Linked DNA regions of Homo sapiens: all the other regions are linked to region 1. Evidence: chromatin loops called from intact Hi-C (ENCODE). Cell type or tissue: PC-3. All regions are shown on one strand. Each heading gives the region's core, and the rest is flanking DNA. Links, peaks and the distances in the headings are about the cores only.

What was found. Hi-C counts contacts between places; a loop is a spot of excess contacts. Peaks named below come from ENCODE experiments on the same cell type or tissue, not always from the same donor. Only the 100,000 strongest peaks of a DNase experiment are listed, where the experiment ranks them.
Region 2: a loop joins it to region 1, with 7 times the contacts of the local background. A loop is called at or near these places in 8 of 110 quality-filtered maps.
Region 3: it touches region 1 in a loop (5-fold over the local background); 3 of 110 quality-filtered maps call a loop at or near these places.
Region 4: a loop joins it to region 1, with 3 times the contacts of the local background. A loop is called at or near these places in 2 of 110 quality-filtered maps.

What each region holds. Positions count from the first base shown.
Region 1 is chr2:147,907,742-147,914,143 of GRCh38, reverse strand. The region is part of intron 4 of ACVR2A (activin A receptor type 2A); the gene reads right to left. Among named protein-coding and RNA genes, the nearest start is that of ACVR2A, 66 kb to the right of the region's middle. In PC-3, for the core only: a CTCF peak has its summit at 3,001 (motif pointing right); a DNase peak (open chromatin) is centred at 3,013.
Region 2 is chr2:147,291,500-147,297,901 of GRCh38, reverse strand. No RefSeq gene overlaps it. Among named protein-coding and RNA genes, the nearest start is that of LINC01911, 460 kb to the right of the region's middle. RefSeq lists an enhancer at 119-228. In PC-3, for the core only: no CTCF peak of the experiment used is centred there; a DNase peak (open chromatin) is centred at 2,991; H3K27ac peaks cover 1,409 bases.
Region 3 is chr2:147,632,643-147,639,044 of GRCh38, reverse strand. No RefSeq gene overlaps it. Among named protein-coding and RNA genes, the nearest start is that of ACVR2A, 210 kb to the left of the region's middle. RefSeq lists an enhancer at 3,061-3,270. In PC-3, for the core only: no CTCF peak of the experiment used is centred there; DNase peaks (open chromatin) are centred at 2,314 and 2,634; H3K4me3 peaks cover 1,455 bases; H3K27ac peaks cover 1,507 bases.
Region 4 is chr2:147,707,796-147,714,197 of GRCh38, reverse strand. It overlaps the pseudogene RNA5SP106. Among named protein-coding and RNA genes, the nearest start is that of ACVR2A, 130 kb to the left of the region's middle. RefSeq lists a silencer at 4,303-4,512. In PC-3, for the core only: no CTCF peak of the experiment used is centred there; DNase peaks (open chromatin) are centred at 1,967 and 3,007; H3K4me3 peaks cover 639 bases; H3K27ac peaks cover 2,655 bases.

The DNA of each region.
Region 1 (6,402 bases), core at 834-5,833:
CCCAGATCAATGCATCCTCTCTGCCTTTCTTTTTCTCTCTTCTTCTAATGCCTCAAAGACAGTTAGTGCTTTCTTTAGGCATCACTCAGCTCACTGGTGCCACTCAGGAGTTTTAAAAGTTTACTGTGTACTAGAAAGAACCTCAGCAACAGAAACATTGCAAGGTGTTATGTAGGAAAAACATGCAATTTCTTCTTCTAAATGAAACCATCTTTATAAAATGGCTTTAGAATTCCTGTTTAAACAGTAAGATAAAACAAAAGACTTCTTGTGACTCATTTCAAACTCAGACTTTTTTTTTTTTTTTTTTTTTTTTTTTTTGTCTACAAGTTGCTTGTCCTTCCCACATTCAAAACATGAAAGAACGTTTCTGTTTAGCAGAGTGACGGGTCAAGGAGGTCAGATATAAATCTTATAGGAAGGATGGGCTCTCAAGTGTGATTCTCAGTGGAGGGGACACAAGAACCTCTAGAGAGTTTTTATTAAAAACTACACCCTCCCTCCCTCATTCTTCAAGTGATCACCTCTATCCGAGAAATTCTACTGATCAGAGCAGACTGCTTATATGAATGTGGAGACAAGAGAAAAAAAGCTTGAAAACAACTCTTCTACAGGAAAGGAAACCATTCAGTCCTCAAGGGCAAAGAGTTATTGTATAACTGCATAAAGACATATTTAAACTAAATAGAAAATGTTAGAAAGGTAGAGAGATAGGTTTCAAACCAGAGGGGATGCCAAAAACTAAAAACTAAAGTATACAGAAAATGGCTGAAAGCTGAAGAGGAAAAATAACTAGGTAGAGGGAATACAGTGCTAAATTACAATATTAAGATTTTTAATAGCTTTTATGTACACTGGTAATGTCTCTATAGTTAATCTACACATTACCCATTCTCTGTTCTAAAGGACATCAACAACATGAATATGATTCAGTCTGTAAGATATAGATTATTTAATCCACAATTAATATGTCAGCAATTCAAACTATGATTTTAGTATAACATTAATTTTAGAAAAAATAATTTTTAATATCTACATTAAAAAAAAAAGTTCATTAAATGTTTTCCAAATGCATATACTTCAAGTTCCCATACATTCCCAAGGCTCTGTTTAACAAGTTTCTAAGCTATCATTATTTCAGAAAGAAATAATCTTAGATCACCCTCCTACTATAATTTATTCAATATTGTATAGTAACAGCCAGAACAAATATTGTTGTCAAAATTACTTAAAAGGTAAAAGCTTCAATTAGAAAGAATACTGGTCAATTTCGAAAGGGTGACAAAAAGGTCTACAAGGTCTTCCTGTAGAATCTCAAAACCTTTAGCAATGACATGAGCTTTTCAAAAATGGAATTTTAAATAATATTCTTTAATACACAAAGGATTGGGTTCAAAAATGATAACTGTAGGACAGATTATAAAATCTCTAATCCTTTTTAAATAAAAAATTACTAGAATGAAACTTTAAATTCATCTGTAAGTTTCACTCATCCTATAATAGTAGAAATGATTTTCAATTAATTGGCATCATTATAGTAATTTATTCACAAAAAAATCAATACTTGATTCTAAAAATAAAAATGTATACCTTTAAAATATATGAGCCCCTGGGAAGACAAATGTAGACATAAATTTCAAAATGACAAGCAATTTCTGATGTCATACACAAAATATGGCTTTACCTGGCTACATAGAGAAACCAATGGGGAGCTGAGAGGCACCTAGAAGGATTTCAGAATTCCTAAAAACTTCCCTAAATTTCCAGTTCTCTTACAACATCCATGCTATTTTGCAAAACTAAAAAGATATGCATTCAAACACAGTTCTGATTACATTTCTTCTTTACTCATTTATATGTAAAAATTATGGTATCAGAAGACATCAGCTTCAGAACACATACTGAAATGATAACCTGGTAAAAAGTAATCTCCTGCCCCCAAACCACTACCCAATATCATTACTATAACCAACAGTGGAATAAATTATTAGAGGTGGGAAGCTACAAAGTCATCTCTGATCATTTTACTTATTCTGAGTTCTCCATTTGAAGGGTGAATTTTAATCTAATTAAACGCTTAAACCTCAGATAGCAAAATATCATCAAAAGTTATACTCCTGTAGCTAGTTCATTTGCTAAAGATGCCAAAGATGAAGCTATCTAAAAATATCTATTTCACATTTAAATACAATGGGCTGGATTAGAAAATCGACCCCTGTTAAAAATGAACACATGCTGACATTTAAGCTAATGACATATAAAAATTAACCAATACAAGGTTTTTGAGGCGAATGGAGCCGTTAAGGTGTTAACTTCTAATCAAGTAAAACGGTTTTTTCTACATCCTACCTTAAATAAATATAAATACTCTCAGTCTCTTAAAACTAAAAGCCATTCCTAAGTCAAATCAATCACATTTTAATTATAAAAGCTGGGTGAGGGAGAACCCTTTATGACATAAATATATAAATTATAGAGGATGCACAGTAAAGCAGTAACAACAACAAAAATCTAAGAACAAAATGTTTAGTATGCATCCACAGAAAGTTCCACAACCATAAAACAAACATCAATGCATCTTACCTCTATCATTATATGAAAGGCGTGCTTGTGAAGAAAAAACACAGGCAAAAGAAATTACGATTCATATCCAGAATGAAATGAAAAATGACACATCAGTTACAAAAGTGAAGGAAAGAGAATAATGGTTTAGTATTTTAAAAGTTGGCAATGATCCAAAGTTTTACATTGTTTAAATAAAGATAGGGAACACTTTCCTTACAAACAGAGGAAAGTAATATCAAAAAGAACCCCTTAGATATGAGAGATAGGTGGTAAACAAATTCTTGACTCCAGTTTAATCCCAAGTTAACTGATCCAATGACTTCATGCCTGCAAACAAACTAAATCAAGTCTTAAATAATGATTATTTATTTTTCTAAGAGCCTCTAGAGTCTAAATTATAAAACAAGGAATTTACAAATTGGAATTGCCTTCTCGACACTAGAGGGCAGTATTGCCTTTAGCAAAAACGAGCTAGCAGCCCTAACAAATTTATATATAGCTAGAAATCAGTTTCTCAGACTTTCTGATAGTTGTCTTAAGAACCTCTAGAATTTCCTATTTCCTGAACTGCCTCACTTCCCTTTCATGGAAGACAGAATCATAATGGTGAGACAGAAAAATGTTTCTGGTGGCTATGTGCGTGCACCATAATACACCATGGCAAGAAACTAAGACAGGAAAACAAGATCATCAGAATTAAGTAAAACATAGTGACAGAATATTATCAAACCTACTTGCCCAGCACATCAAGGTGAAGCAGTTAAGCAGAGGTGGCCCTGGGAACAAGTAATCACACATCTCACATTCTAAAGACACTCAGACACTGATAGAGAACAGGATTTTCATTTTTCCAGTCATCCCAAAATAGGTAAGGGTCTAAATTTAAAATTAAAAGAAATATGATCACCAGTGGTAGGGAAGGCTGAGAATTCCTCCAATGGATGATGGCTATGTTCCCCAGTTTCCAATATTTCTATAGAGAACAATAGCACTGACAAAACAGAATGGACAACTCATTTATCTGTACCAGTTGCTTAACTAGTTTTCTTCCTTCTAGATTTTCTTCCTGTGATAATGATTCAAGAGTATTTATAATTCATCCAAAAGGCTGAGATAATCCTACTATCAAAACATCTTATCCAGTACTCCAGAGTAAAATTAATCCCTTGAAAGAAATACATGCCAACTGAATAAGTAGACTATGGTTTCCAAAGGCTCAAGGATCTCTCAGATCTTGTTTAAATACAGGTGTTTTCAGAGATAAAGATGACACTATAAAGATGACACTATACTAGCACTGTGCAAGTAGGTGCTATCCATACATCTTACCAAAAAGTATGTCTCTGCCCAATACATTTCCCAAGAAATGAACATTAGGATAAGCTATAAAATAACCCAAACTGACACCAAGAACAAGCCTCAAAATATCAACTATGCAACAAAATATGAAGGGTAAAAACGGAACAAAAAAATACATTCACTTAAGTACATGAATAAATACAAAATAACCACATATGTTTGCTTAATACACTTCTCAATAAATGAGGATTAGAATAAACAAACAAGAGACACCAGCAACAGTCCTCAATGTATAAACTACATGACAAAATAAGAGCGGTAAAGCAAAATTTTTTTAAAGGCCAGGTGTGATAGCTCATACCTATAATCTCTGCATTTTGGGAGGCCAAGGCAGGAGGATCTTTGAGCTCAGGAGTTCGAGACCAGCCTAGGCAACACAGGGAGATCCCTTCTCTACAAAAAAATTTTTTAAAAATTAGCTGGGCGTGGTTGCATATGCCTGTGGTCCCAGCTACTCGGATGTCTGAGGAGGGAAGACATCTTGAGCCTGGGAGATTGAGGCTGCAGTGGGCTGTGATCATGCCACTGCATTCCCGCCTGGGTGACAGAGTGATACCTCATCTCCAAAAATAAAAATAAAGCAAAATAAAATGCACTAAAATATACAACTAAGCAAAAAGCAAACAAAACTCTGGATTCACAACATAGAAAATGTAGCTTGACTATTATATACTATAACTGTAGGTAACGGTGAAAATCGAATCTGCACATTAATATCAAGCTATTAGGTTTGTAGGTGAGAAAAAGATTTGTTGCTTCTCCCTGAGGTGGAAAAAAAACTACTGCCAAATATCAGAAAAGAATGAAGAATAGTTCATTCATTCATTCATTCATTCATCCAACAAATTTTACTGAGTAACTAGTCTGTGCCAGGCACTGACTAGCCAGGCTCTCATGAAGCTTGCAGCAGTGCAGGACAGAAGGACTAATCAACAATTCACACTAATAAAAAGGAATTCAGTACCTTCAACATCTGTAAAGAGAAACCTGACTTATAATGACAGGTAAAGTCTGAGAAGATTTCCCTGTGGAGAACACCCTTGAAAAATGGAGTAAGTACTAGGGAGAAGCAGTTAAGGTGAAAAACAGAGTTGAGACATCCTAGTTTCCTGGCTTATGCAACCAAATGGACAGTGGTTCCATTTACTGAGAACCAGGTTTGTGAGAGACAATCACTACCTGTGAATGGTAAGTGCTTGGAGACATATAAATGGAGATATTTAGTAAACACATACACAGATCTGGAATACAAAAAATCTTTCCAGAAAATAGAGATTTTTGTTTATATACTATAAATATGTATATATGATATGTGTTATAAGATTTCTTTTATTTACTATTCAAACCATTCCAAGAAATATCTGTATCTCTGTATCTAGAGAGAGAGAGACTGATTTTTTTCTGGGAGTGGAGATACCTCACTCAACAACTTTTTAGGACTACCAAGACGAATTAAGGTCCTCCTATCCAAACTATATGAAAACTGACAAATTCTGAATTTGTTTCCTCTTAATATCAACTAATTATTTTACATTCTAAGAAATTTTACCATTTTAAATTTTAAAAAGACTATCCTGCCAAGCAGAATAGAAACAGAATTTATAAATAATACAGTATATGCGAGGACAATGTTTCTGAACTAAGGAAAGCAAGACATACATTAAGAGATTCAACAGTATTGACATGTCAATTGCACAGCAATGATTCCAGCCAATTAGATCGTCAAAATTCCTCTGTGATAATTCCTACTTCCTACAGTTTCTCTCATCTTACTCCTCTTGAAAGGAAAGCAAAGAAAGGCCAAGGCAGGTGAAATGAAGATTCTGGATATGTTCCCTAAGAAGTAGAGCACCTCAAGGTAGCCAGCACTGGAGTTAAAAGTCTGAAAAAAACGTAGGTATGCCCATTCTCTTTTTGGGGTTGATGCTTAAAAGAATCAGGTTTTATGACTGGCTACAGAAGTTTATTTTGATTTATTTTCATATCTGTATTCTGCAAGTGTAGCTGAAAAAACCAGAAAATAAACCATGTTACACATGAATAAATTGTGAGATGGTAAAATGGTTATCTACAAGGCCACATATAGTCACTATGAAAACTATTTTAAATGTAGTTTATATACTTTGATCTCTTTATCCTACTTTGCTTTTTTTTTCTTTTTTTTCTTTTTTTTTTTTTTTTGAAACAGAGTCTTGCTCTGTCACCCAGGCTAGAGTGCAGTAGCATGGTCTCGGCTCACTGCAAGCTCCGCCTCCCAGGTTCAAGCAATTCTCCCACCTCAGCCTCCGAAGTAGCTGGGATTACAGGTGTGCACCACCATGCCTGGCTAATTTTTGTATTTTTAGTAGAGATGGGGTTTCCCCATGTTGTTTTCCCATGTTGGCCAGGCTGGTCTCAAACTCCTGACCTCAGGTGATCCACCCACCTCGGCCTCCTAAAGTGCTGGGATTACAGGTCTGAGCCACCACACCCAGCCCC
Region 2 (6,402 bases), core at 663-5,662, 620 kb after region 1:
AAAGTTTGGGTATACAGAAAGTGTTTGATTTAGCACATGTTGTTCACAGCACAAGCACTTTAAGATCAAAAGTTTCATTTCTTTCATATGTGTTACTTTTTTCTATGCAAGCACAAGACTTTTCCATGTGTTTCATTATTGTTCGGGGAAAAAAAATTAACATGCTGGATCAATGGAAACATTTGTCTACTAATAAGAAAATTAGAAAAGGAGTGAATAGGTCAGGCCTAGTTGGGCTATACACCCTCTACAAAGCCAGCAGACAAAGTTGCTCCCTTTCAGCCCCTAAGAAGAGTATCCAACCTTGTTGAACATTAAGCTTCTTCCTAGTATTTATTCATCTGGATAGAGGTACAATATCCTGACAGGTTAGAGCCAGTCCTGGCCAAAATTGGGATATAGAAAAGCTTGATCCTCTCAGGGTACTTTTCTCACATTGTGGCTTTCCTTTCTTTTTCCTGGCTACCCGGTCATGGAATTCTCTCCTTAGCAGGACCTGGACTCCTATTTTTCCTCTATCTTCCTCCTCTTATAAAAGTCTGATATCCGTCGTCATCAATGTTAATGACTGCCAAACTTCTTCTAGAGATATTTATATATGAACAGAGATAATTCTTTGAACATATTTCCTAAAGTTGGATCTTAAGTAACAAATATATGTGAATAAAATGTTTTTGGGCAGAGACCCACCCTTTCTCCATTATTCAAATTATATCACATGAAATAATAAGATGCCACAGAAAAATGGGGACAGGAGCTAGTTCTTTTATGAACTTGCACTTAAATTGCGTCATGTTAAACTATGATGTATGTTCAGTTAAAAGATCATTAAAGTAGATCCTAAAGTGCATGATGTATTAGCTTATGGTAGAACAACACTCCCACTGAGAACAATAGAAAAATGGGACAAAATATAAAAAGGATGTATTTGAAGAATTTGGTGAACAGTTGAGGTAACTTAGGGGCCAAGTTACTAGAAAAGAAGGTAATTATTGAGAGATGAGTTGATATTTTGTGAGCTGCTTTCCTTCCAGAGATATTTATCATTCTTGGCCAGTGGAGAGAGTCTAAAAATCCTAGAGGGGTTTGCAGCTAAGAGGCAGAGAAGCCAGCAGAACTTCTGATAAATCCACAATGCAAAGAAAACAATTAAAGCTCAGGGTTATGAAGGCTCCTAGGACTTGAGAGACCAAGATGCTGGAGAGAGGGGAGATGCTCGAGGGGCCAAGATGCTAGAGATACCCAACCTTTACAGATCTTCCCTTGAGTTTTTGTGGAATTCTTAAGTTGGGCAGAGGAGGAAGTTAAGAAGCAAACCAGAAAGTCACACTCTGACAAGCGAGTGGGGCATCTTTGGGCACTCTCATGGAGATAAAGAGACAAATAATTGGAGTCATGACCTATTAAGCAGAAAGAGCTTACCAGTCTCTCAGTAAGGACTCCTGGAGGGTTCACATCGGAGGGGTGATCCAGAGTTGGATGAAGGTTTACCAAAATGTAGCCTAGCCATGATCTACTTAAGTCTCTACTGGATTGTGGTGATCTGTCCCCAGCTCCTAATGGGAATTTCAAAATGCATACAATCGTTTCTTTATGGAAAAAAATTTACCAGTTGCTTTTGATTTTTAGTAAAACAAGAACGTTTGGCTTAAATGGTAAGAGAAATTATTTTTATTGGCATAAAGATGAATCTTTATATTTACAGGGTCTTAAAGCTTAACCTACACCCTTCAAGAGCCTTTTAGTGTTGGGGAATGATGACGTGCTGGTCTGAGCTGGTCTGAAGGCAGTAGGATAAACTTGTTCATCTTTGAGTATCTAGAGTTTCATGACTTAATATAAATTATTACCTATAGCTAGGTAACCATATTCTCTCCTCCCAACCCTATTCTCAGTGCAATGTGAAAAGACATTTTAGATGTGGAGTCTGGAGATCACAAGGATTAACATCAACTTATTTGTGTTTCAGTTTCTCCTTCTGTACTTTGGGTCTCATTCTCACCACAGGTAGGGGATAACTGCAAAACATATGAGATAATACAGAGAGGGCTTTATGATACTTGGAAAATGCCAGGAACTTAGTAAAGATCAAGAGTCCCTATCATTGTATTAGAAAGTAGAGCAAATTCTGACTTGTTTTGTACACAACTTATACACCACAGTGGATAGGCAAGGATCTCATTTGGGTGACTGAGCCAGAGATTTAATGTGTACCAAAAAGAAAAAAGCGCTGTAATTGTGGCCATTTGGTTAACTATATAAAACTAGAAACCTACCGCTCAAGAGATATGGTCTAAGTAGAGCAGTGATACCTATGGGCATCAGGTAGATGCAAAATCTGGATGGAACAATTGTGTAGCTTATCTAGGCAATAAGATTGTCTTGTATTTTTAACACATGGGACAGTAATTTCTAAAATAAAATTAAAAACCAATTTTCAGTTAAAAATATTTAATGTACAATGTAGAAATCAGCTCTAAGCAAGACATTGGCTGTGGAATTTTCTTGAGAAGTCCAGAATTCAATGCATGAATCTGCAGTATAATAGTCATCCCATAATTCTTCAGGGGCAGTTCAGTCTGAGACAGGTGTGTTTATCTGTATATTGTCCAGGCATATGGATAGGTTCCTTCCAAATAATAAAGTTTGAAGATGAGATAAGTCATTGTGCATTAGCATGGGACACTTTAACAGGCATTAAGGTGAAAGCTCCTCCCACCACTCATTCACTACTATGAAGAGAATGTTGCAGTAAGAACAAAAAATCATGGGGCATACAATAACATTCTACCCAGGCCTCAAGATACACTGTTTGTTCCAAACTCTTTTAATTTAGTTCCTGCACATTATGTAAATGATGTAAGCAAGTGTTAATGATATTTTTAATAGAATTGATTCAGAAGGATTATAAGCCAAATGGGATACTTTAGAAATGAGTCATGGCAATTTAATAGGTTCAGGTACGGGTCATTTATTTTCCAGAACTGTGTTGCTCATTCCAATGGGAATAGTATCAGAGAATAACAGTATATAAATCGTTTTACTTATTATCTTCCTCCTCCTAATTTTTTTTTGTGTGTGTGTGTGAATGTTGTGAAGAGTAACAACTGTGACTTTAGAAATGAGCTCTTCTTGAAGACAGTCTTGTTTGTTTCAATACATAGGGCTCATCAGAAGGGTTTTGGCTGTATTATTATCCTGTGTCTGGGATGGTGTCTGGCACAGAGTTGATACTCACTGAGTATTTCCCTATCTTTTATTGACTGACCAAATAAAAAATGGAAAGACTGGCTGAATACCAAGGACTTAGTCAAGGTAGCTAGGGCAAAACAGGGAGTGAAACAAGCTTCCAGATGGCAGGCCAAGAAGACAAGGATGCAAAATCCCAACACCTATAAGATGGCTTAGAGAAATTTTAAAATAGAAAATAGAGTTCCTTATATTCTCCCTGCCAAAGGGCAAAAGCAGTCTATGTTAAGGGAGATACTGAATGTAGTAATTGCGAGAATTAGGGACCTCACTGAGAGTGAGAGCAAGTGGAATGAAGGAGAGAGAAATGCCACCAAATAAAGCTGTGTTGTGGTTTATAAGGTACTCCTACGTGAAAATTCAACCTAGACAGGGTTTTCCTGTTATAATTTTTTAAAGTTTTGAATCACTCTCCATCTAACAGAAAACTGCAAGTACAAAATGAATAACAAATTTTTCTGCACCATTTGAGGGTAAGTTGCTGATCTCATGTCCCATCAACTCTGAATACTTTAGCGTGTATTTCCTACCATCATGACATTTCCCCACATAACCACAACACAATCATCAAAATCAGGAAATTGACATTGATACTTAACTACCGTATAATTCTCAGACCCTATTTAAATCTTACAATTTTCTCAGTAATGTCTCTTTAGAGCAAAAATATCTTGTTCAGAATCATATCTTTCATTTTGTTGTTGCATTTTTTTGTCTCCTTCAATCTGAAACAGTTACTTCATCTTTCTTTGACTTTCATGAACTTGATACTTTTGAAAATTATAGGCTAGTTATTTTGTAGGTTGTCCCTCTATTTGGGTTGGTCTGATGTTTCTTAATCAGTAGAGTCAAGTCATGCATCTTTAGCGTAAATATCCCAGAAGCAACATTGTGCTCTCACTGTTTCCTATCAGGTGCATACAATTGTTATTTGTCGTGTTACAGATGCTATTGCTTTGATTACTTGATAAATATGGTGTCTGCCAGTCTTCACCACTGAAATGTTACTCTTTTTCCCTTTGTAATTTGTAAGTATGATGGGAGGATATTTTGATACTATATAAATATCCTTTTCCTCATAAAACTGGTGTCATTGATTCATTCTTTTCCCCATCAAGCTTTCAACTTATTCATTTATTTGTATCAGTAAGGATTTATGGTTTCCTAGTCAAGTGATTATAATTTATAATTTTCATTATGTTTGAATTATCCCCAATTTGTTCAGATTTTCTCCTTCAAGCCAGTTTCTGTATCTTTTAGATGTGTCACTATTATTTTTTGAGCACTCCTTTGCTTTCTGATATTAAAAAGGCATTCCAGACTGATTGTACACTTTTTTGCCTTAGTCCTGAGATGAATCATGTCTCCAAGGGGCCTGGCTCCATTTAGTGGTACCTGGTACTTAGAAAATAGTTTCTGTGTGCTCATGGCTGTTGAGGTGTCACTGTTCCCAGGCCCTCTCATTTTCACTCATTTCTCTCTGTACATTTACATGTTTATATCTCTATATTCTATTTATTTATATCTCTGCCCCTGTCTATCTATATTTAAAAAATCATGAGGTCAGACCAGGCGTGGTGGCTCATGCCTCTAATCCCAGCATTTTGGGAGGCCAAGATGGGCGGATCATGATTTCAGGAGATCGAGACCATTCTGGCCAACATGGTAAAACCCCGTCTCTACTAAAAATACAAAAATTAGCTGGGCATGCTGGCACTTACCTGTAATTCCAGCTACTCGGGAGACTGAGGTAGGAGAATTGCTTGAATCAGGGAGTTGGAGGTTGCAGTGAGCCCAGATCGCGCCACCACACTCCAGTCTGGCGACAGAATGAGACTCCGTCAAAAAAAAAAAAAATCGTGAGCTCATACCAACACCCCGAATTTCTCTTCGGCTCTATACAGGGTTAATTCTAGCTTTCTCCCTTTCCATGTTTAGAGTTTCCTTCTTTAACAGTGAGATGCCTGGTTCCCATTATCCTTGATATGTTTACTTATTTAACCAATCTGCATCTTTGTAATCAATTTCCAAGTGATACCAACCCCCCAGTCCTCACAAATGTCTCCTCACTCTGCCTGGGCTTTGACACCCTTTTCTGCCACCCCACACATAGATAAACTTCTCATCCTACCCATCTCTGGTTCATAATTTCAAACCACTGCTGCCAGTGGTTTGGGGTGTGGAGGTGGCAGGGCTGGTGGGAGGGCTTCTGACCCCACTCAGGAGTTTACACTATGTTGTGGGCCATTATCCTCCACTCCGGTGAGGACATTTACCTTACCTAATCCTCATCAGTGGTTTTAGAACTGAATTGTCCTAGAAGGGAATGAAAGAAAAGAGAAAAGGAAAAGGAAGAAAAGCTTTTTAAAAGTCCTAAAAATAAAAATGTCAGCTTTCCCATTATTGAAACATCCGATGTATTTGATATTTTTGAACCAATATATATTTAAAAAACATATAGACCCTCCATGTTTCTAGGATTTGAGGGATGAGCATCTATTTGGGTCTTCACTTTGTAGATTTGGGGGCTTGGGTTTTGTTGATCATTTCTGTGTTTGAGTGAGGTCATGGTTTTCAAACTCTTCTCCACAGTCCCACATTCTATGGACATCTCTCAAGGCTGCACTGAGAAAGTGTGGGGTGTGGGGATATTGCAGAGTCGTAGTAACTTGCCTTTGTTTCTCGCCCTGCTCCTACCAGAAAATTCTGTTTCTGTTTTATATATCAGATTTCCATATGAGATGTCAGCTGAAAATAAAAGGTTTCAAATGCTTAAAGTGTTTGAAAACCAGAGTTAAATGAGCTCTCTGAGAGCGCCAGCTGGGAGTTTTAAGAATTAAGCTTTGAAATCCCTACTTAAGTGCACAATTTTTCTTCATGAATATGAGCAATGATAATTTTCTGTCATTTAAAAATGTTTTTGGCATCCCCATATGATTATATACATAATTATTTTAGATTATTTTCAAAATATGGAAGAATGGAAAGCAATTACCTGTCCCCTTATTACACTGCCCCTGACACATCTGACAAAACCACCCTCAAGATATCAAAGTGTTTTCTTCCAGTACTTTTATTGTGCTTTATTATTTTCATAATAATTGTAAGCATAACTTATATATAATTACCCTCAACTATCAGCTTTCTAAATAT
Region 3 (6,402 bases), core at 727-5,726, 270 kb after region 1:
AGCCCTGAGCTATATATAAAACCATCAAGACTTTAAAGCTTGAACCTGCACTATTTTGGTGCAAAAAAAGAGAGTGATGTTGAGAAAGAGTGAGAGAAGAACTGGAGTGTTTAGGTATAGATGTGCCACTTCCAAAGTGAAGGTAGGAAAATATATAAACCATCCTATGAATATTAATAAGAATACTTTACAAAGCACTCTGAGTTCCCAGAAGAAAGACGTTACATAAGCACAAACTTTGCCTCATTCATCCTGACAGCATCCCTGTGAGAGGAGATTCCATTTTAGAGACAAGGAAATGGAGAGAAGAGGAGCCATAACTTGTCCCCACAGTCATCATTATCTCAGTTGCAGAGACTCAGCAAATTTCTCCTTATCAAGCCTCTTCCAGCAGATCAGCCTTCCTGTTTCATGATACTTCTTTGCTGTTGGACACTGTTCACTATTTCACCTGTCAGTCTCATTCATCCAATCAGACTACGAACCCCTTGAGGGGAGACCCAGGGACCCTCTATCTATTCTGCATTTTTCCCTCTCACTGTGTCCAACAGAACATCAAGGACTCAATACTACTCAATAAATGTTTGTTGATTGATGGACAGTCAGTGTGGTGTGGAAGTGACAATGATTTAACCAACTATCTTTTCCTTTGTAGTTGCTTTCTTTTTACTCCTCCCATCATTTTTCTTTTTTTCTGTTATTTTAAAATAATTGCAAGTATCATGAATATCTTGCTTTAAAAAATAAAGCATTATAGAGTTTTCTCTATCTTCCGCTTTCCGGATTAATCATTGCTTTATCATAGGATTAAAGAGAACTTTAGGTAACATAATTTTTGAAAATAAACAACATGTGCGTAGTACAAAATTCAAAGTGTTATAAGGTGTTATTCTGTGAAAAATAACTATTCTTATACCCTTTGCCAAAGCTACCTGTTTCTCCATCCCAGACACAACCAACATTATCAGTCTCCTCTGTGTCCTTCTAGGGATGTTGTATGTTTACACCATATATGTGCACATCATTTTTTACTTCAAATGACAGCATATCATAGACTTTGCTCTGCATCTTGTTCTTTTTGCTGAATGACACCTTGGAGACTGTTTTCTGGCAGTATTTATAGTTGCTTCATTCACAGTATTCCTCTATATGTGCATACCATCATTTGTTTGACTACTCCTCTATTAATGGGCATTAATTAGATTGTTCTCCATCTTTTGCTATTTATGAACAATAATAGAATGTGTGTTTTCCTACATATTTCATATTGTGTATGTGGTAGCATATCTATAGACTAAATTCCTAGAAGTAGAATTGCTGGTTCAAAGAATTGTGCATTAAATATTTTGATAGATATTGCTAAATTGTTCTTTATAGAAACAAGTTATACCTATATACACTCCCAATCACAATGTAAAACCATGATACATTTTAGAAAAGCTATATATCTGAGATGAAAACATGGGGAAGTTGAAAAAATCAGAGTATAGCACAGTTGCACGTCCCAGCATAGATGCTGTTGGCCAACATTCATGCACAGAATGAATGTTGCCCATCCCTGCTGTGGGAGCTTGTGTTCATTAGCTCAAACAACTCTGTGATTGTGAGGTGATTTTATTTGAAGGGACTTTAAATTGGTACCTTGTTTAACAGTTAAAGCAGCTGTTAGAAAACAACAAACATTTATTGAATATCCCTTGTGTGCCAGGAACACAGATGAACACTTCCTATGCTGTGAGGCAGGTATTATTATCCTCATTTTTTTGACGAGGAAGCTGAAATTCAGGTTAAGTAACTTGCCCATAATAGGCTGTGGAATTCAAGAAGGCCTCTCTCTTTCTAGTATGCCACACTGATTTCTTATATTACTTGTGTGATTTGGAAGATTAAGGAAGTACTCAGTCAACTGAAACTGCATTTTGTCTAAAGTGAGCTCGACAGCATTGCAGCAGGGAAGATGTCCGAATATCTGTACTTTGAACTTGTCAGTAGAAAAAGAAACCACCTGGTAGCCAAAGGATATTTCCTGAATGTAAAAATCTCAATGACATTGTAGTATTCTCTCATGCAGTAAAGGTCTTAGAGAAAGATCTGTCATCACACAGGATGACTCTGCTCAAGAAGGAACCAATTTTAATCTTAACATCATTTTAGGATTTGGCGCTATAAGAAAAGGGAGCATAAGGGAGTGGAACACAGGTTTGTTTTTTTTTTTTTTTTCCACATTAGGATACACAGCTGAGCTGCAGCACTGTCAATGACCAAAATTCGAGCCTTGTGGTTACTGCTATGATGAAATCCTGTGGAAAGGGGAGTTTCACTTCCAGACACAGACTGACCAGCAAAAGAACCAAGAAAATCCACACAATCATCTGTTGGTTTTTCCCTACTAAAGAAAACTGACAGTGATCTATTGCAGGAGGCCAGGGACGGCAATGTGCGTCTTCTGTTTGTGTTCATAAGATGTTGGTGCTGGGGGCTTTGAGAGCACCTTTTTAATAGGGGTGTTTTGCATTTCACACCTAGACGAGTAGCCCCAATACAACTAATCGGTTTAGTTCAACAATTCCTTCCCATATTCCTGCCAATATGTGAATATCTCCCGGATGAGTCAGCTGGAAGATATGTGGAATATAAATTCTTGTCTTTATGTACTGTGTTAGAGGAATATCCAGTCTAATTGTGCAGATAAACACACACACACACACACACGAAAAGCTACAAGACATTCCTACCACAAATGTTTGTTCAGAATCTGCTATGTGAAAGGTACTGAGGCTGGGTGCGGTGGCTCACACCTATAATCCCAGCACTTTGGGAGTCAGAGGCAGGTGGATCACCTGAGGTCAGGAGTTGAAGATCAGCCTGGTCAAAATTATGAAACCCCATCTCTACTAAAAACACACACAAAAAAATTAGCTGGGTGTGGTGGCACATGCCTGTAGTCCCAGCTACTCAGGAGGCTGAGGCAAAAGAATAGCTGAGCCTGGGAGGTGAGGTTGCAGTGAGCCGAGATTGTACCACTGCACTCCAGCCTGGGCAACAGAGCGAGACTCTGTCTCAAAATAAAAATAAAACTGAAAGGTACTGTGCTAGGTTTTCAGAATACAATGGAAAAAATAGATCTGGTCTCTGCCTTCCTTATTTGAATGTAGACAGGGAGACAGATGACTGAACAATTACATGAAGTGAGGATTATAGAAACAAGTGCTAGAGGTATTCAGAGAGGTTACATTAGACTGACTCAGTAGAAGAAAATGTGAAGTACAAGGTGAATGTGTCAGGCTGAATCCCTATTTACTTCAATAGGGATGGCACCATGTTCAAGAGGCTGAAGAAGAAACCTGGAGTCAGCGAACAAGACATGGGGTTAATTGAGGGAATTTACATACAGGGCGGTGTAGTGGCAGCAGGCTGGAGAGAAGAACTGCAATCACTTGTAAAAAGCATGCAATTTATATAGAATATTTACTTAGCACCCTCCCCCTAGCAACCTCCACCTGGCAACCTTCATTTAACCAAAAACAAAGGGCCTTCATCCCCTGTATGGCCTGCATTCCATGGGATGGCCTGGGAGTTCTGATGTTCCTCATGGATAAGAAGCGAGTCTCTGGGTTGGCCACTCTCAGATTCCTTAGCTTGGAACTCCAAACACATGTTCTTCTTAGACCATAGGGTCATTCTCAGGGTATGCTTAAGTTATAGCTGTCAGGTGTTTCTGCCATACAGGGTCATTCTCAGGGTGTGCTTAAGTTAAGTTATTGCTGTCAGGTGCATCTACTATACAGCATGTAGAAGCCAAAAGTGCATATGACCAAATATTTCCATTGTTTTTTTTTTTCCGCTAATGGAAGAAATCTTCCAGTTGAAAGTAAATGTGAAAGTCCTAAATGCTGCTAACCAAGTACTTCCATTCTTCCTTCTTCTGGGTTCATGTAGGATAATACTTTCCAACCCTCTTTCAAGTTAGGCCTGGCCAAATAATTTGTTTTGGTTGAAGCAAGCAAACTTGATATGCATCACTTCTTGCTGGGAACCATAACAGCTGCATCCACTTAGCCACATCTTGTCTTCTGACTGGTGTGGTGATCTTCATGGACACAAATGTTGTGAGAAAGCTTCTGTCAGTCACTTTCCCTGAAGAATCACGATGAACTGAGCCCTATAGCATTTATAAGATGCACATCAATGTGGCTTTATCCCACTGAGATTTTGGAGTTGTATGTTTCTGTAACCCATGCAGTCTCATAGATGGGTTTCCCATTCATTTAATTTTTTTGACAAATGTTTTTTGCAGAATGCTAAGCATTAGTCTTAGATGCTAGGAATAAATCACAGAAAAATACAGATACGTTTCTTATTCTTTTAAAGTTTCTGTTCTAGTTGAGGGAACATTAGGAGGTGAAGCTGGAGACAGATAACAAACAAGTAAACAAATGAAAACAAAATTAGGAAGATTTTAGATTATGATAATTCTTACCAAAGTGGTAAGATAGAGAGTGCCTTTTTATTCAGGGTGTTTTAGACAGGGTGGTCAAAAAAGACATCTCTGAGAAGATAACATTTGTAGTTAAAAAGCTGAAGCATGAGGAAGAGTCAACCAGATTAAAATCTAGGAGACAGTGATCCTGAAAGAGGGAATAGTAAAAGCCCTAAGATCAAGGAGCTTGGCTTGTGTGAGGAACAAAATGAAACCAAAGTGGCCTGAGGAAGGTGCTTGCAGGGAGTCAGCTGTGGTACTGACTGAGATGAGAGAGGCAACAGCCTGATGTTATAGCTATAGTAAGAAGCTTGATTTTTATATTAGGTAAAATAGGAGGTCATTGCAATATTTTAAGGAGGAGAGTGATGTGATGTTATTTATGTTTTTAAAAGATAACTGTTTGCTATGAAAGAAGGCCAAGCTTGGATGCAGGAAGGCCACTTAGGAGCTAGTGCAATATTCTAGGAAAGAGATTTCGGTGGCTTGGTTTAGGGTGGCAGCAATGGTGGTGGAGAGAATTGGATGTATTTGAGATATGTTTTGCTCATATAATGTAGAGAATTTACTGACAGATTGAATGTGGGTGGATATTAAAATGATGTCTACATTTTTGGCCTAAGTTTAATGGATAGTGCCATTCACTGAGAGAGGGAGGATTGGAGTAGAATGAAGAGAGGGAATTGGAGGACAACTAGTAGTTCAGTATATGTAAGTTTAGTGTTCATATTATATTTCAAAATTAAGATATCAAGACAGAGTCTTGGGCCCCAAGTAGATGTTAAGCCTGGAGGTAAAACAAGGAGTCATTGGTGGACAGACAATATTTAAAGCAATGAGAATAGATGAGATCATGTAGGGAATGGGTGTAGATAGTAAGAGGAGAGTCCAGCACTGAGCTCCTGGGCACTCCATAATTTGGAGGCTGAGTAAAAGAGAGGTTATGGAAGAGGACTGAGAATGAGTGACCAATGAGGTAAGAACAAAAGCAAAAGAGTGTGGAGTGCTGGAAGCCAAGAGAAGGAAGAGAGTTAAGAAGAGAGAAATTGGTAAATATGTTGACTACTATTGAGAGGTGAATGAGGTGAGAAGATTTTTGTTGACTTTGGCACAGAGAAGATTGTTGGTGAGTTAAAATGAGCAAATTAGTGGAGCTAGATGCTAAATTGCAGAGGATTGAAGAAGGAATGAATGCCGAGTGAAAAAGTAAAGAAGCTATGTGTAGAGAAATTGTAAAAGCAAACAAAGGAATGGACCGATTGGTAGATGGTAGGCATGTGATTCATATGTTTAAGTTGTGATTGTTAACCATTTTTTATAGGGTAAGAGGTTCTAAATCATGTTTTATAGTGATAGGAATAATTCAAGGGAGAGAGGAAGAGAGGGAGGGAGGAAGAAGGAGGAGGAGTAAAAGAAGAAGAGGAAGAAGAAGAAGGGGAAGACTAAATACAAAGTACCCGAGAGCCATGGAATTATGAACACCAGTAGAAAAGAAGGCACTGGGTTTGACTTCGATGGGTGATTAGGATTTGTGAAGACAGAAATCAATGTGAATCTCATTAACAAAGGTGCGTATGTGATAGTTAAGATGGAATCTTGGCGCAAAAAATTAGTAGGATGGATTGGTTGAAGCCATGATTTTATCAGAGAAATCATAAAACTAAAACTTGGATATACCTGATACAATTGGAGAGTTGGAAGGGAAGTTTGCTCAGTGCGGGAGTCTATTCTACCACTGACTCAACAGGTGTCCATCTGGCCTCTGTCTGAAGGTCAGGGCAGATTGCAGAGACCCTAATACCTGAGTCAGCTTTGGGAATTCATTATTTAGGCCACAAAAATCAGGGTGGATTTTAGAGTTTGAAGGGATTTGACCAAAGCAATATTTTAAGCAGCTTCACAAGGAGGAAAGATTTAGGACG
Region 4 (6,402 bases), core at 769-5,768, 200 kb after region 1:
TTTGTTTTGTGAAGCCTGCATCACATTATGTCCTTTCGGCACTGTAAAAAGGAGCTTAATTTGAATGTCCTTGTAGCATACTGCACCAACTAAGTGTACCAGCTTAGCCAGTACAGTAACATCACCAGGCTCCAAGAACATTGTGTAACTTTTCCCACCTGATGCTAGCCCCTATCTGTCATTTTCAGTGTTAATTTTAAAAAGCTGCCCAATTTCCCCTGTATCTGACTAATCTTAGAGAAAGAGGCTGCCTGTAGTATGTGGTGATTTTCAAGGAATTCTTTCTCTAAAACTTGCTTCAAATTAATGCATAGAAGTAAATCAAGTTTTTTCCATATAAAATATCAGCATAAATAACAAGAGCATACTGTGAACAGTTGACCATTATGTTGAGGCATCTAGGTTTACATAAAAATTACTGCTGTGCCAAATTGTGGAGCCAAAGCCAAGTAAATTTCTTAAGCTGTCCTTGAATGCTAGGCATCCTGAAATTGTACTTTTGGATATCCAACTTGCCTCTTTTGTGCTTTTTTTATAAAGATTTATAAAGTCAGACTGCTCAATGGAAATACAATTTTTTCTCTAAGAAAGAAAGGGGAATGATCAACACAGAGAAGGCTGATTTCAGAATATCTAATGCTCAGTCTATGGCCATACCACCCTAAACATGCCTGATTTCAGAAGCTAAGCAGGGTCAGGCCTGGTTAGTACTTGGATGGGAGAATATCTATCACTCAAAGATAGGGTTTGGAGCCTCTCTATTTTTCTGGGCCTGAGCAATCTCCATGGATTATAGCTGCCACAGATGGCACTGCCTGAGAGAAGGAAAAGATGGTGATGGAGGATAAAGGAAAAGGGGGAATCGAAAAAGGGAAAGAGGAAATAAAAGGAGAGAATGGGAGTGACAGAATACTTTCATACGTGGTTCAAGTATTTCTGTGCCGTGATCTTTCACTCTTCAGTTGTTTTTGTTTAAACAGCTTTATTGAATTATTGTTTATCTGCCATAAAATTCACACATGGCAAGAGTACTATTCAATAAATTTAATACTTTGACATTCCACTATTTTTTGGCCTCCATTGTTTAGTCATTAGTTGCATTGGGTTTACCTGTACAAGATGAGGCATTTCTCTCCTGATGCTTTCAAGATTTTCTGCTTGTGTTTGTCATCCAGCAGTCTGACTCTAATGCTTCTATACGTAGATCTTTTTGTGTTGGTCTTACTTGGGGTTTATTGAGCTTCCTGAATATGCAGGTTAATGTTTTTCTCAATTTTGGGACTTTTTGCCCATCATATCTTCAAATTTTATCTGTCTCTTTGTCTCCTCTACTTCTGAAGCTCCCTTTACATATATGTTGCTGTGTTTAATACTGCGCACCAACAGGTCTTTGAGGCTCTTTTCATTGTTCTACTACCTTTTTTTTCTCTCTGTTCTTCAGATTGTATAATTTCTATTGATCTATCTTCAAGTTTCCATATTTTTCTGCCATGTCACATCTTCTGTTGAAACCCTCTAAAGAATTGTTCATTTCAGTTTCTGTACTTTTCATCTCCAGAGTTTTATTTGGTTCATTTATAATATGTATCTCTTTATTGAGATGCTCTTTTTTGCTCAAACATTGCCATCCTATTTTCCTTTAATTCTTTAAACAAAGTTTTCTTTAGTTCTTTGAACATATTTATAAGAACTGCTTTCAAGCTTTTTTCTGCTAAATCCAATATCTGCATTCTCTCAGACAGTTTTCTATTGACTGCTATTTTCCCCTGAGTATGAGTCATAATTTCTTATTTCTTTGCATGTCTCGTAATTTCTTTTTGTTGAATACCAAACATCGTAGGTATCTGCTTTAGCAACTCTGAATTGTGACCTTTTCCTCTGAGGTATTTATTATTGTTTGTTTAATAGCTTGCTTGGACCAAATCTGTAGTCTGTCTGCTCTGAAATGTATGGCCCCAGATGCCTCTACTCAGTTTTATTTTTTCTTGTTTTTATTTTTAAGCCTGGCTTCCTAGGAGTCATATCTGTGTCAACATGGTTTATTGTTCAGCCAACTATTGGTCAGAAGTTGTATTTGAACACCTTGAGCCAGTATAGTTTCAATTCTCTGTTGATAGGCCTGTGTGTAGGCCAGGGGAGTGTATTGAAACTTCAGGCCATTTTCAAGCCTGCACCAGCTTTTACTTTCTTCTGGGCTTTCTTTAATCTCCTTTTCATGTGCTTCAATTCAGCTATGTCAACCAGGAATGTGTGAGTAGCATAACTTCTGATCAATCCAGGATATTTGAAGAGTTTATCATGTCCACTTTAGATGTCTCATTTTCCACAACTCTCTGTTAAAACTCTGGCTAGTCTGCCAGTCCATTATTTTGCCTCAAAGAAGCCAATTACATCAGGCTACTGTAGCTCTGGCCCTCTCTTGCCACCAAGATCTTCTTTTCTTTTCTTTTCTCCTTCATTCCTTTCTTTTCTTTTCTTTCTTTCTTTTTTTTTTTTTTTTTTGATAGGGTCTTGCTCTGTCACCAGGCTGGAGCGCAATGGCTCAATCGTAGCTCACTATAGCCTCAATCTCCCAGGCTCTCAAGCAATCCTCCTGCCTTAGCTTTCTTAGTAGCTGGGATTACAGGCATGCACCACCACACCCAGCTATTTAAAAATTTTGTTGTATAGACAGAGTCTCACTGTGTTGCCCAGGTTGGTCTTGAACTCCTAGCCTCAAGTGATTCTCCTGCCTCAGCCTTCCAAAGTGCTGGGATTATGGGCATGAACCACCATGTCCAACCTCCAAGATCTCCTTTTTTACTAACAACGCTCTAAATCAAGTGAGTTCTCTGCAGCAGCAACAGCAGTAGCAGCAACAGAAACAGCAGCAGCAGAAGCAGCATCAGGAAAGCATATTATTTTCACAGCCTGACCCACTCTGGTTCATCTACTGGGCTGAGAGCTGAAGGAGGGATGGTAGTTACCCCAGGCAAAATTCCAGAGACGTGCGCTGTTCTTATCCAAAGTTAAGTGGTTTTCAGGAATAAATGCATCTCCGTTTGTTGTATGTCTCTGGTCAAATTCCAGAGTGCTGAGATGGTTGCATTTTAGTGTATTATCCATCTTTATATTTGCTTTTGGGACAGAGGATTTTTTTGACTGCCTTTTTTGTGTCATGGTGGAAGTTGCAAGTCTCCTATGCTTAGTTTTAGTGACAAGATCTTCAATGAAGATGAGCTGGTCCATACTCTTTGCATGTGAGTATAAAAGCTCAGTCCATATTCCAAAAGACATGTACTATATTTGACAGTATGTCCCCAAATGGGCATACTCCATGCATTACTTATCCTTCAAGAAGCAAACAGGTTTGAAGTTCTTCCCATACCTCTTCCTCAATTTCTTTGTGAATACTCAGTGTTCTCATTTCCGAGTGCTGATAACCAGGGTGTAGAGGATTATTTTTCTTCTTGTCAATAATAGAAGTCATTTAGTTTTCAGGTTGGGAGACTGAGAGTGGAAGGATATCATCTTTCTGCTTTCTTAGCAATCAATATTTTAAAAAATTAAGTATGTCTGCCATTTAGTGAGTGCATACTATATGCTAGCTACTTTGTTAAGTATTTTGCAATAACTTTATGTATTATCATCTCCATTATTGAGGCTTAGAAAGGTAAGTAACTTGCCCAAGGTCACTGAACCAATAAGTTGTAGATAAGGAATTCCAATGCAGTTTCATTTGACATCTAATTCCATGTTGTTGATGACCATGCAATAATCCTTTGATGTACCACTTCTGCCACACATCAAGGAGACAAATTAGGTTCACACTTGTTTTCAAGACTGACTTCCAACAACATGGCATTGCCTGATTATCTGCCTGTGATGATTTTTGTCTGTCTCAACTGAAATCAGCCGTCTCCAGTCTTTCTTCACTGACTCACTAAATTTAGTTGTAAATTCAGTAATTGACAAAAGGACTTAGGGCATTATGTCTTAAAAATATTTTATTTTTCTAAATCTTTAATTTTCTCAACTAAAGGGTACATCTGGTCACAGGTTGGGTTCCCTGGGAAGCAGACTCTGGAATGGAGATGAACAAACAGATTTATTAGGGAGTTCTCTTGGTATCAACATATTCAAAGAAAATGGAAGAAGGCAGAACTGGGCAGAGGGAAGAAATTGAGCTATGATGCAATTTCAGCTGATTTCTCAGACAACCCTATAGGGAATTTGGAAGCAAGGATCACCTTTCCAGAGTTGGGGTTGGGGAGGCTGGGCCTTTTACAGCTACATATATCTATTCCTGGATGTAGGCCATCCTGGGAAAAAGGTGTGATCTTGGGTGAGGTGGCCTCTTCACTGATAAATAGAACCATGAAGAGGGCTACCCACTGAGAGGTATCAGCCAGCAGCATCTGCCCCCAGCTGGGGAGAGGAAGTCCTTTTCATTAAGGGAGATCTGGAAAGCTCATTGGAGCACCCACCACAGCTGTTTATATTCACATATATTTTTCTGTCATTCTTTAATCATTCATTTACTTAACCAAAATATAATATTTAAGTGTATAATTTTTGCCAGGCACTATGTGAGAGGCTGGGGATATGAATGAAAACTATGCATCAAATTCCTGTTCTTATAATGTTTATTGTCTGGGGAAGGTTGTTTGTATTTAATCTCCTTCCTTGAAGTCTCTTGTTTAATCAGAAATTGATTCTAGATTAGTAATTTAATGTGGCCTAATTTAAGCCAATTTAAATTTTTCATCTAAGCTTTAAGCATTCGGTTCTTGTTTCTCAAATTCTTTTAAATTAGTGGATATCTCTTTTAGATAGAATTATACCAGACTATGTTTAGAAGTTTTTAACACTTATGAAGTCACAATGACCAGTGTAGCGGACTGTGAGCTGAGGCAAAGGAACCTCTGTGTTTAAAAGAAAAGCATTAAAAATTAAGCATAAGTTTTGACAGAATGGAATGATAGCAGCAGTTGAATTTGTTACTTGATATTCCCCTAGCTTCTGAGTATTATCCTATTATTGTTAAAAAAGAAATAGTGTGTTCTAATTGTAATTACTCTTGATATTTTTTCACCCTAGGAGGTAAATTATTAATTAGGGTGTACATTATAAATTACTTTTTTATTAGGTGATTTCTGTCTGACAATAATTTCTAGCTTTTTTTTTAATTAAACTATGTCTCTTGGATTTATTATTAATAGCTTTGGGCTCTGTTAAGAGAGAGGCTAATCGGATTTCTGCTTTATGACTTCACATGCAACTGGAAATATGATTCTGACCAGCTAAGATAACTAGTGAATTATATGTAGCTGATATGAATGGCTCTGGGTGAGAAGCCATTTCTAAATGAAAGTTTTATTATCATATTTTTTTCACCATGATCTTTCATTATAGATTTTAAGTTAATTTATCTCACCATTATACATATGTCAGAAGACATAGAGTCAGTTCTTTAAAGAACTGATCCAGGCCTAAAAAAAATTAGGAAGGGGGCAAGAAAACTCAACATACAGTCAGCTCAAAGTGATAAAATAGATTAACGGATTACCAGTAATTTTACTGTACTCAGTCTTAAGACTTAAAAAAACACCCAAAAACCTTTATAGGTATAAATTGAAAAAAAAAATCCAAAACCAAACAACAAAACCTTCAACAACAAAATTACTACTAAAATACAACTATTAAAAATGGAAATCAGGTTTTTTGTTTTTTTCAGTTTACCTTTTGAGTAGCCAATTTTTTTGTTTTGAGATAACCCTTTGAAAGAAAGGTGTTTTGGAGGAATATACATTTTACGTATTATAATACCCTAGAAAGATCTGGGATAACACCTCACAATCAGAGCCTTTCATATTTCTACAGTGAAGCCTCTGGCTATTCACACTAAGATGAACCAAGATCATAATAGCTGCAATCAATTCAGGTCAGGTTTGCCACCTAAAGAGTCAGCCCCAAGCTTGGAAAAAAACATTTGGTTTTCAGAGCTCTTTGGATATCAGAACTGAAATGAGATTGTGCACCTATGCTAATAATGTTGGCTTTTTTTATTTTTATTTTTTGCCTAAACTAGTGTGAATTGGTTTTTATCACTAGCGACCTAAAGGGCCATTTATTCCCAGAAAGATATTCTGAGACCTCATCTCTTAAATAATTGAACAAACCCTTGTAGGACAGTTGGGACAGTTGGTGTGGGTACTGGTGCCCCTGGAGGGAAGACCTTCTTATTCTTTGTTTGGGAGTTTGGGTAGTGGTAGTGTCTTTAGCCTCCGAGTGGGCTTCGTACCCTCACTTCCTAAATGAAGAGATATAGTTGAGATGTTTGTCCCCTCCAAATCTCATGTTCAAATATGATCCCCAGTGTTGGAAATGGGGCCTAGTAGAAGGTACTGGGTCATGGGGCAG